Linked DNA regions of Homo sapiens: region 1 is linked to region 2. Evidence: read pairs that join two places in POLR2A ChIA-PET (ENCODE). Cell type or tissue: IMR-90. All regions are shown on one strand. Links, peaks and the distances in the headings refer to the core of each region. The heading gives the core; the rest is flanking DNA.

What was found. Peaks named below come from ENCODE experiments on the same cell type or tissue, not always from the same donor. Only the 100,000 strongest peaks of a DNase experiment are listed, where the experiment ranks them.
Region 1: POLR2A ChIA-PET joins it to region 2 with 5 read pairs; 3 of 35 experiments call an interaction of 5 or more read pairs at or near these places.

What each region holds. Positions count from the first base shown.
Region 1 is chr17:39,357,908-39,360,407 of GRCh38, reverse strand. All of the region lies in intron 1 of FBXL20 (F-box and leucine rich repeat protein 20), which reads left to right. Among named protein-coding and RNA genes, the nearest start is that of FBXL20, 42 kb to the left of the region's middle. RefSeq lists an enhancer at 998-1,292. In IMR-90, for the core only: no CTCF peak of the experiment used is centred there; no DNase peak of the experiment used is centred there.
Region 2 is chr17:38,876,772-38,883,999 of GRCh38, reverse strand. LASP1 (LIM and SH3 protein 1) reads right to left here. Exons shown (of 7, transcript NM_006148.4): 2 at 5,820-5,914. Among named protein-coding and RNA genes, the nearest start is that of LASP1, 10 kb to the right of the region's middle. RefSeq lists enhancers at 1,742-2,324, 3,492-4,074 and a silencer at 6,166-6,245. In IMR-90, for the core only: no CTCF peak of the experiment used is centred there; a DNase peak (open chromatin) is centred at 3,849; H3K27ac peaks cover 1,891 bases.

The sequences.
Region 1 (2,500 bases), core at 1-2,500, 480 kb before region 2:
TTATAAAATATGCATAAGATGTACCACGTAAAGCAATTTCAAGTGTACAGTTCAGTGACATTAAGTACATTCACATTGTTATGAAACCTGTCACCACCATCCACATGTAGAACTTTTTTCATCTTCCCAAACTGAAACTTCTCTAACCATTAAACAGTAACTCCCCATTCCCTCTCCCCTTTTAGCCCCTGCCAACCACCACTATCCTTTCTCTTATGAATTTCACTACTGTGGGTACCCTTTGTAAGTGGTACTTTTGTGACTGGTTTATTCCACTTAGCATAATGTCTTCAGGGTTCATCCATGTGTCAGAATTTTTTCATTTTTAATACTAAATAATATGTAATATATGTTTTTATGTAAATTTTATATAATCATAAAACAACATAATTTTAATATTTTATGTTTATACATTTAATACTTTAATGTTTTATCTGAATAATTTAATTCTGTATGTAATAATTGCTTTTTAATACTAAATATTCCATTTTATGTAAAAAGCACATTTTGTTTATTCATTCATCTGTTGGACACCTGAGTGACTTCTGCCTTTTGGCTGTTGTGAACCTGCTTTCAGTTATTTCAGATATGTACCAAAATAGGAATTGAAGAAATAGGAATAAGAATAGGAATTGCCGGATCATATGAAAATTCTGTTTAATTTTTTAGGGAACTGCCATACCGTTTTCTGTAGCAGCCACACCATTTTCCATTCCCATGAGCAATGCAGCAATGTCTCTTAAGGTTTCCAATTTCTCCACATTCTCACCAACACTTGTTACTTTCTGGGTTTTTTTTTTTTCCAAGATGGAGTCTCACTCTTGTTGCCCAGGCCGGAGTGCAGTTGCGTGATCTTGGCTCACTGCAACCTCCGCCTCCCGGGTTCAAGCAGTTCTCCTGCTTCAGCCTCCGGTGTGCTACCACGCCTGGCTAATTTTTGTATTTTTAGTAGAGACAGGGTTTCACCATGTTGGCCAGGCTGGTCTTGAACTCCTGACATCATGATCTGCCCGCCTTGGCCTCCCAAAGTGCTGGGATTGCAGGCCCACCTCTGTTGTTTGTTTTTGAGACAGGATCTTGCTGTGTCACCCACGCTCAGGCTGGAGTGAAGTTGCATAATCCTGGCTCACTGCAACTTCCACCTCCTGGACTCAAGCCATTTTCCTGCCTCAGTTTCCCAAGTAGCTGGGACTACAGGTACAAGTGCGTGCCGCCACGCTAATTTTTTATATTTTTTTTGTAGATATGGGGTTGGCCAGGCTGGTTTCAAACTCCTGAGCTCAGGCGATCAGCCCGCCTCAGCAGCCTCCCAAAGTGGTGTGGTGGGATTATAGGCGTGAGCCACTGCGCCTTGCCAGATTTTTTGTTTTAGAAAATAGCCTTCCTAATGATTGTGAAGTGGTATCTTGTGGTTTTGATTTGCATTTTTCTAATGATTAGTGATGTTTAGCATCTTTTCATGTGCTTATCGGTCCCTTGTATATTTTCTTTGGTGAAACGTCTGAATATTCAAGCCTTTTGCCCATTTTTTAGTTGGATTGTTTTTTGTTTGTTTTTCAGTTTGTAGGATTTCTTTATATACTCTGGGTGTTAACTCCTGAGATAGATATTTGCAAATATTTTCTCCTAATGTGTAGGTTGTCTTTTCATTCTGTTGATAGTGTTGTTATTGTTTCTACTGAGAGGTGTTTTTTTTGTTTGTTTTTTTGTTTTTTTGTTTTTTTTTGAGACAGAGTCTCACTCTGTTGCCCAGGCTGGAGTGCAGTGGTTTGATCTCAGCTCACTGCAACCCCCACTTCCAGGGTTCTAGTGATTCTCCTGCCTTAGCCTCTGAGTAGGTGGGATTACAGGCGTACGCCACCACGCCCGGATAATCTTTGTATTTTTAGAAGAGACAGGGTTTCGCCATGTTGGCCAGGCTGGTCTCAAACTCCTAACTTCAAGTGATCCACCCACCTCAGCCTCCCAAAGCGCTAGGATTACAGGCATGAGCCACTGCTCCTGGCCTTATATGCCATCTTGAGAAGGCTAAGGGATGCCCGAATAGCTAGTAAAACATTATTTCTGGGTGTGTCTGTGAGGGTGTTTGTGGAAGAGGTTAGTATTTAAATCAGTAGACTGAGTAAAGAAAGATCCGCCCTCACCAGTGTGGGCCAGCATCATCCAATCAGCTGAGGGCCTGAATAAAACAAAAAGGTGGAGGAAGGGAGAATACTGCCTCTCCTTGAGCTGAGACATTCATTTTCTCTTTTCCTTGGACATCAGAGCTCCTGTTCTGGCCTTTGGACGCTGGTAATACTGCCTCACCTCCACTTCTGGTTCTTAGTTAGGCCTTTGGACTCTGACTGGATTACATTATAAGCTTTCTGTGAGACAGTTCTTATAATAAATCTCTTCATATGCATATGTATGAGAAGAGTTTATATATATGTAATTGTTTCTGTTTCTCTGGAAAACCTGAACTAATACTTTGTTCAAAAGTTGAGGCAAAATAAAAACG
Region 2 (7,228 bases), core at 2,295-4,794:
AAAGAGCTGCGGATTCCAAAAGCCCCTACTGGGAAGGCTGCCCACAGGCGGGAAGGGAGGGCTCCCTGCTAACCCAGTTTCTCACCCGTCCATCCCCTCAGGCCTAAGGGGCTGAAGTGGTGGCGATAGGAAGCAACAAGGAGGCATTGTTCAATCAGAGGAAAAAAAAGAGCAGTCAAAAAGATCAAGGCTAGACTTGAGGAAGAACTTACCAGCCATCAGATTGCACACAAAATGAAAAGAAAAAAAAAAAAAAAAAAGCCTGCCCCTGTCGGTAATATAGAAGAGAAACAATTCTGCAAGTTGAGTAAGGCATGGAAACGCGGGCCTGTTTCCTCATCTGTAAAACGTAGGTGTTAGGAAGCAAAGTGATCCCTCAGGCTCCAGGAGGCCTGAAGGACAGGGATTTGGGGGTAAGTGAGGTGGGAGGGCTACCTGGAGGCCACATTTGGCTACTTGGGCTGGCCATTTGCACTTGCCCTCCCCCACACTGTCATCCCTAGTCCCCATTTTTCCAGTTAGAGGCAGACAATTTTGGGAAGGAGGGAAAGCCCTGGGCCCCAGTGCGGGGTTTGCCTACTCCTGCTCCACCTATTTTTATTTTCATTTTTACATTTTTTAGAGACAGAGTGTCCCTCTGTTGCCAGGCTGGAGTGCTGTGGTGCAATCAGGGCTCACTACAGCCTCAACCTCCCAGACTCAAGTAATCCTCCTGCCTCAGCCTCCCAAGTAACTGGGACCACAGGCCCACACCACCACACTCGGCTAATTTATTTCATTTTTTGTAGAGATGAGGCTGGTCTTGAACTCCTGGCCTCAAGCGATCCACCCTCCTCAGTCTCCCAAAGTGCTGGGATTACAGGCATAAACCACTGCACCCAACCCTGCCCCACCTTTTAAAAGCAGCTGGGATTAAAGACAGTTTGCTAGAATCCAGAGACACTTAAGCACCCAGCCTTGTCTGACACAGACCACACCCTACTCCCATCTGATGCCTAAGGGAAGGGGCAGAAACATAGTTCCTGGCTCCCCAGAATCAGGGACATCTTTACCCTCCTCAGTCCTTACCCCACAGCTCAAGGAAACTGGAGAATGAACCCCAAATATGTGCAGTCAGAGAAGAGGGGAAAGGTGCAACCAAGTCCCCCAATTTTCCTTCCCCAGCCCATGCCCACCTCCCACTTGACACCTCACAAGCTGGTTTCCCTGGCTGGCAACCCTGCCTCCTGTCAGTAGGGCCCTAAAGAGGAGGGAACAGGCAGTACTCTAGACTATCTGCAGGGAGACAACGATGCAGGTTTATGCTAAGCCTGGGCGTGTGGACTGATCTGCCCCACTTTTGGAAAATCCAGTTTACAAAACAAGTAATGGAGGGCATAAATATCTCTCTTAAATATCTCTCTCACCAAGAGCAGGCTCACTCCACCCACCCAGAAGCTTCAAGAAAGAATTCGGGCCGGGCAGTGGCTCATGCCTATAATCCCAGCACTTTGGGAGGCCGAGGCGAGTGGATCACCTGAGGTCAAGAGTTCCAGATCAGCCTGGCCAACATGGAAAAACCCCATCTCTACTAAAAATACAAAAATTAGCCGGGCATGGTGGCAGGTGCCTGTAATCCCAGCTACTTGGGAGGCTGAGGCAGGAGAATCGCTTGAACCTGGGAGGCAGAGGTTGTAGTGAGCGGAGATCGCACCACTGCACTCCAGCCTGAGCGACAGAGACTCCGTCTCAAAAAAAACAAACAAAAAGAATTCTATTAGCAGTTCTTCCTCCACCACTGGCTATTGTGCAGAAGCCGGGAGTGCACCCTCAACCTTGCCACAGCATTGGCTGCATGGCTGCAGTCCTGAAGGTGGAAACACAAACACAGCCCATTCAGTCCAGCTCCCAAGTCCTCCTCCCCCGCCCCAGCACCGGCGTGGGTGTCTGCCTACACACCAGGCATGTGTGTAACTGCACGCATGTGGGGGTCCGCCACACCAGGTGGGCTGGCAGTGAGCTCTGGCCTATGTTCTCTCCCCTGCCTCTCCCCCAAACAAGTCTGATGCAAGGACAGAAACAGAAGAGGCCTTTTCACTGCCTACTTTACAGTCACTTTCTAGAGCTTAAATCTGAATCTTGAGAAACCACAGGGAAAGATAGCTTTCTTCTTTCTTGACCAGCCCCCTGCAAGATCCTAGCTCCCCTCAGAGACTAGCCAGAGACAGGCAGAACATAGAGGCCTCCCTGCACACCAAACTCACACACTCACTGGGTGGGCCCAACTCCCTGGCAAAGTGCCAGAAGAAACCACGTGCCCCTACGGGTCCTGCACTGGGCTTGGCCCAGCATGGAGCACGTGATGCTTCAGAGAAGGAAGCCAGGCCTGTGGTCCACAAAGCAAGACCAGAACAGAAATGGCAGAAAGCTGTACCCTGGTAAACCCAGGATTCAGGAACCTGAATGTCACTCAAGGATAAGACCAGAGGCAGGAAGAAAACACGAGGAGGCTGGGCTAAAGCAGGTAGATCACCTGAGGCCAAGAGTATGACAAGCCCTCCTCTCTACAAAAAACTTAAAAATTAGCATGGCGCCACATGCCTGTGGTCCCAGCTACTAGGGAGGCTGAGGCAGGAGGATCACTTAAACCCAGGAGGTGGAGGCTGCAGTGAGCCATGATCACTCCACTGCACTCCAGCCTGGGTGACTGAGCAGGACGAAGTTTTTTTGGAGACCTTGTCTCCAAAAAACCAAAGCAAAATAAAAACAAAAAAAGTAAGAAAGCAGGAGGGAATGACAGCAAACACTCGGCCTAGCGTCTGGCACATAGCAAGAGCTCAATAAATCCTCTTTGGTCTAGGGTCCAACATCCCTGGGCAGGAATTTTTTTTTATCTTTAGTTTGTTTGTTTGTTTGTTTTGAGATGGAGTCTCGCTCTGTCGCTCAGACTGAAGTGCAGAGGCAATCTTGGCTCACTGCAGCCCTGGCCTCCCAGGTTCAAGCAATTCTCCTGCCTCAGCCTCCTGAGTAGCTGGGATTATAGGTGCCCACCACCACATCTGGCTAATGTTTGTATTTTTAGTAGAGACGAGTTTCACCATGTTGGCCAGGCTGATAGAACTCCTGACCTTAAGTGATCCACCTGCTTCAGCCTCCCAAAGTGCTGGGATTACAGGCGTGAGCCACTATGCCAGGCCTCCTGGGCAGGAATTTTTAACCATGGGGAAACCAAGGCTCAGACACGTCCAGAGAGCACTCCTTGCAAGCGGGCGCCACACCTGGTTCATCCCAGAATCCCCACGGGTAACTTCTTGGCCCAGTGGATGCAGGGGAGGGAGAATGACTGCCTTGGGCGAGGAGGTGCTACTACAGCTAAAGTGAAACACAGCTGGGTCACAAAGCCCCCAGGTCTCTCTCACTAGGCTCCTTCCCAGGAAACATCCCAACTGGGCCAAAGGTCAATGAGGCATGGCAGAGGCTAGGGCTACAAAAGCTGGAGGAAACATGGAGAGGCCAACCTGCTTCTTTTGGCTGGAGGCCAGGAGGGAGACAGGGGAACCTCTGCCTCTGCAAGTTGGAAGCATCACCCAGAGAAGAAACCTTGATCTGCCTCTTCTGGCTCCCCCAGTCCCTGCAGGAGCCCTCCACCCAACCTTGTGGCAGCTTCCCAAGAAGACAGTAAAAACAGTAAGCTGGAACTTTGGATGAGGCTGATAAAACGCAGAGAAAACAAGGACAAGCCTCTGATTTTTCTCCAGCTCCCAGTGCTCACTGAATTCTAGGCTGCTTGAGTCACTGGGCTCCAAGGCTCGGTCAGACTTCTGCGTGCTGGGGCGGAGGCTCAGAATCTAGCCTGAGGTGGTCCAGCAACGGAGGGGTTAACTGCCCTGGCTTCTCTGAACCCCACCCCACTACCCAATGGAGGGAGGAAGTGGCAGAGAACCAGGGCTTGTGTGAGCCCTTAAGAATTCGAAGAATGTCCCATTTCCCTTGTGGGGGTGGGAGGGGTTGGTAGGGGGAAGAGGAACAGTAGAAATTAATAGAAGAGAAGGGGCAGCTGAAGGAGGGGCCAGGACAGAGCTGCAACCCTTCCTTTACCCAGATAACCTGCCCAGTGCCCTCCTTCTTCCAGAAGGGACAACTTCATGTTGCTTCTTGGGCTTGAGATTTTTATCAGGAATCTGTTTTCCCAGCACCTGGTGCAGGTTAGTATGTATTATAGCAGCAGGCAGGCAATAAATGTCTGCTGAATGAGCGAGCCCCTAAAAAGATGAAAGAGTGGTCTTAGCCAGGGAACGGGAGGGGGTAAGGAAGCAAGGAAGGTTTGGGGTAAGGTTAGGGGTAAGGCTGGAGGTTTAAGCCCCCTTTTTAGACAAGTCCCAAATTTTTTTTTCCCTGGGTGAACTTCAGCTGCAAAGAGCCTCCTGACTGAGAATTAAGAGAAAAAAAAAAAAAACTGGACTCAAGTCAGATCCTAAATTCATGTGAACACTGAAATTACCATTACTTGAGTTGGTTGAAGTTAAAAAAAAAAAAGTTAAAATTAAAAAAAAAATCGAATTAAGGCTGGGCGAGGTGGCTTATACCTGTAATCCCAGCACTTTGGGAGGCTGAGGCGGTGCATCACTTGAGGTCAGGAGTTCGAGACCAGCCTGGCCAACACGGTGAAACCCCGGTCTCTACTAAAAAATACAAAAATTAGCTGGGCATGGTAGCATGCATCTGTAATCCCAGCTACTCAGGAGGCTTAGGTACAAGAATCGCTTGAATCCAAGAGGCGGAGGTTGCAGTGAGCCAAGATCGCGCCACTGCACTCCAACCTGGGTGATGAGTCCTCTGACTCAAAAAAAAAAAAAAAAGCAAATTAAAAGAAAAAGAAATTATCATTACATCATTACTTATAAGTGACTTGACCTTCCAAAGCCTCCACCTCGCAGGTGGAGGCGGCTGTGAGGCCCCAACACTGAGTTTGTACTTGCTACTCACAAGGTCAATTGGAAGATGGAAAATTGCTGTACTTTCTGGGATTGCATGGGATGGGATGGGATGGGATGGGAGGGGAGGTATTCCTCCAGGCTCTGGGATGGGGGACCCCACCTCTATACTCCCTCCCTACCGTCAGCTGCTGCAGGTCCCAGTGCAGAAGGAACAGAGCTGCACTATACTCAAGATGACTATACTCAAAAGAAACAGTCTCCACAGCCTCCCTCACCAGGCAGGGAAGAGATCTATCTGGCCCAGGCAACACCCTTTATGCACCCCTGCCCATTCTCAAAAAATGAACACCAAAAGGGCTGGCATGAGGCTTCCAGAGAGTTTTCTTGAAGGAACCACTGGAGGAAGGAGCCCCCAAAGCCTAGAAGTACCCAGGTGAGAGAAGGAAACTGTCGATTTTGAGGAGAGAAATAAGGGAAGGTAAACAGAACAAAGTCCTCAACCCCAAATACAACAGACACGTCACTCATTCTTGAAAGACCACGAGGAAAGCCCCCTCTTTTGTAGCAGGGGACAGTGGAAAGAAACGTGCTCGCCTTACTGCCCGAAATTGGGTTAGAGCCTGTCTTGCCCTAGCCATCCCACCTTGAGAGTCTCTTCCCTTCCCTAAGCCCCAGTTTCCTCATCTGTACTTTAAATGCACTTTAAATGGGGGATAAAAGCACTTTAAATGGGGATAAAAAGTGCTTGCTTCATTCAGCTGTTGTGAGGACAAACTGTGATGTTCAAGTAGGGGATGGAAGTGTTCGCCAATGTCACCTTGCGGTTATTGGAAGGAAAGGAAGAACTCACTCGGGGAGGGAGCCAAGGTGCCCACCCAGCCCCCTGCCCAGAACAGGACTCACGCGTTGCAGTAGGGCTTCTTCTCGTAGCCCTTGTAGTTCTTCATGTTCAGTGTCATCTTGCAGGTCTCGCAATGGAAGCATGCTTTATGCCAGAACTGGGGATGGAGACAGGAGGACATACATCAGATACCAGGACTTCTGAAAAAGGGGCTCAGGCCCTAGGAAGGGGCACTCAGGAGCTGCTGGGACTGTCCTAGGCCCATGGCTGTGGGGAGAACATGGAATCATCCCAGGTGAGCTGGGGGCATTTCAGGTCACAGGCTTTGGCACTCCCCTCCCCTCTCTCCTTCCTCATCCTCCACCAATGGGCCATTTGAACCCAGGAGGAAGAGACAGGCAGGCATGAAGGACAGGGGGGAAGAGCCCAGTTATAGCAGTGGCAGCAGCCCCCAAGTCAGCTCCACCCTCCCCAGGGAACCCCTCCTGCCCAGAGCTGGCGAGGCCTCATTGCTTATGCAAAGCTGCGCTGGGTTGCTAGGGAGCAGCCGCTGAACATGAAGGAGCAGCTCCTCTGGTGGCACCAAGGCCTCAGAAGAGGAAGGCCCAGCCCCCACACACCCAGGCCCAGAACCCAGGTGCTCCTAGCTCCTGTACCAGGGCCCAGCACACCCACCAGCCCCACATGAGCCCCAGGTGGTGCTACAGCTCCGATACCTCCCACTTCCTGTGGGATGCCTGGCCAGAGGAGTGGGCTGGGTGTCCCAGGCTCTGTCAACACAACACATCCTTTCTACCCTTCCCTCATCCTCTCCCACCCCAGGAGGAGGGCAGGAGAGCACCCGGCAGCGGGTCTCCCACTGAGGCACTGAAGGGCTCTACTTCAAAGCCTTGAAGGTGGACACCCCTATAGTGGACATCAAAGCTCTACCCCACTAACTGTATGGCCTTGGGCGGGGCCCTGCACCTCAGAGGAGCCCACTTCCTGGTGTGTACAATGGATGTAATAACACCTGGCCCTCCTGGGATTGTCCAGGACTGAGGAGAAATCACCTTCAAAGCCCTCAGCACAGCACTTGGCACCTCTGAGCACTCAGATGTCAGGTGCTGGGCACAGCAGGTGTGAACCTTAGCCGAGGGGGTCAGGGCTCACACTGGAGATTGTGTGTGTTGGGGTGCAGAGGGGCTTCACTGTGCCAACCACAGCTCCAATCCATTCATGCGTGTGAGAATGTGGGACACGGCCGGGCACGGTGGCTCACGCCTGTAATCCCGCACTTTGGGAGGCCGAGGCGGGCGGATCATGAGGTCAAGAGATCGAGACCATCCTGGCTAACATGGTGAAACCCCATCTCTACTAAAAAGACAAAAAAATTAGCCAGGCGTGGTGGCGGGTGCCTGTAGTCCCAGCTACTTGGGAGGCTGAGGCAGGAGAATGGCGTGAACCCAGGCCACTGCACTCCAGTCTGGGT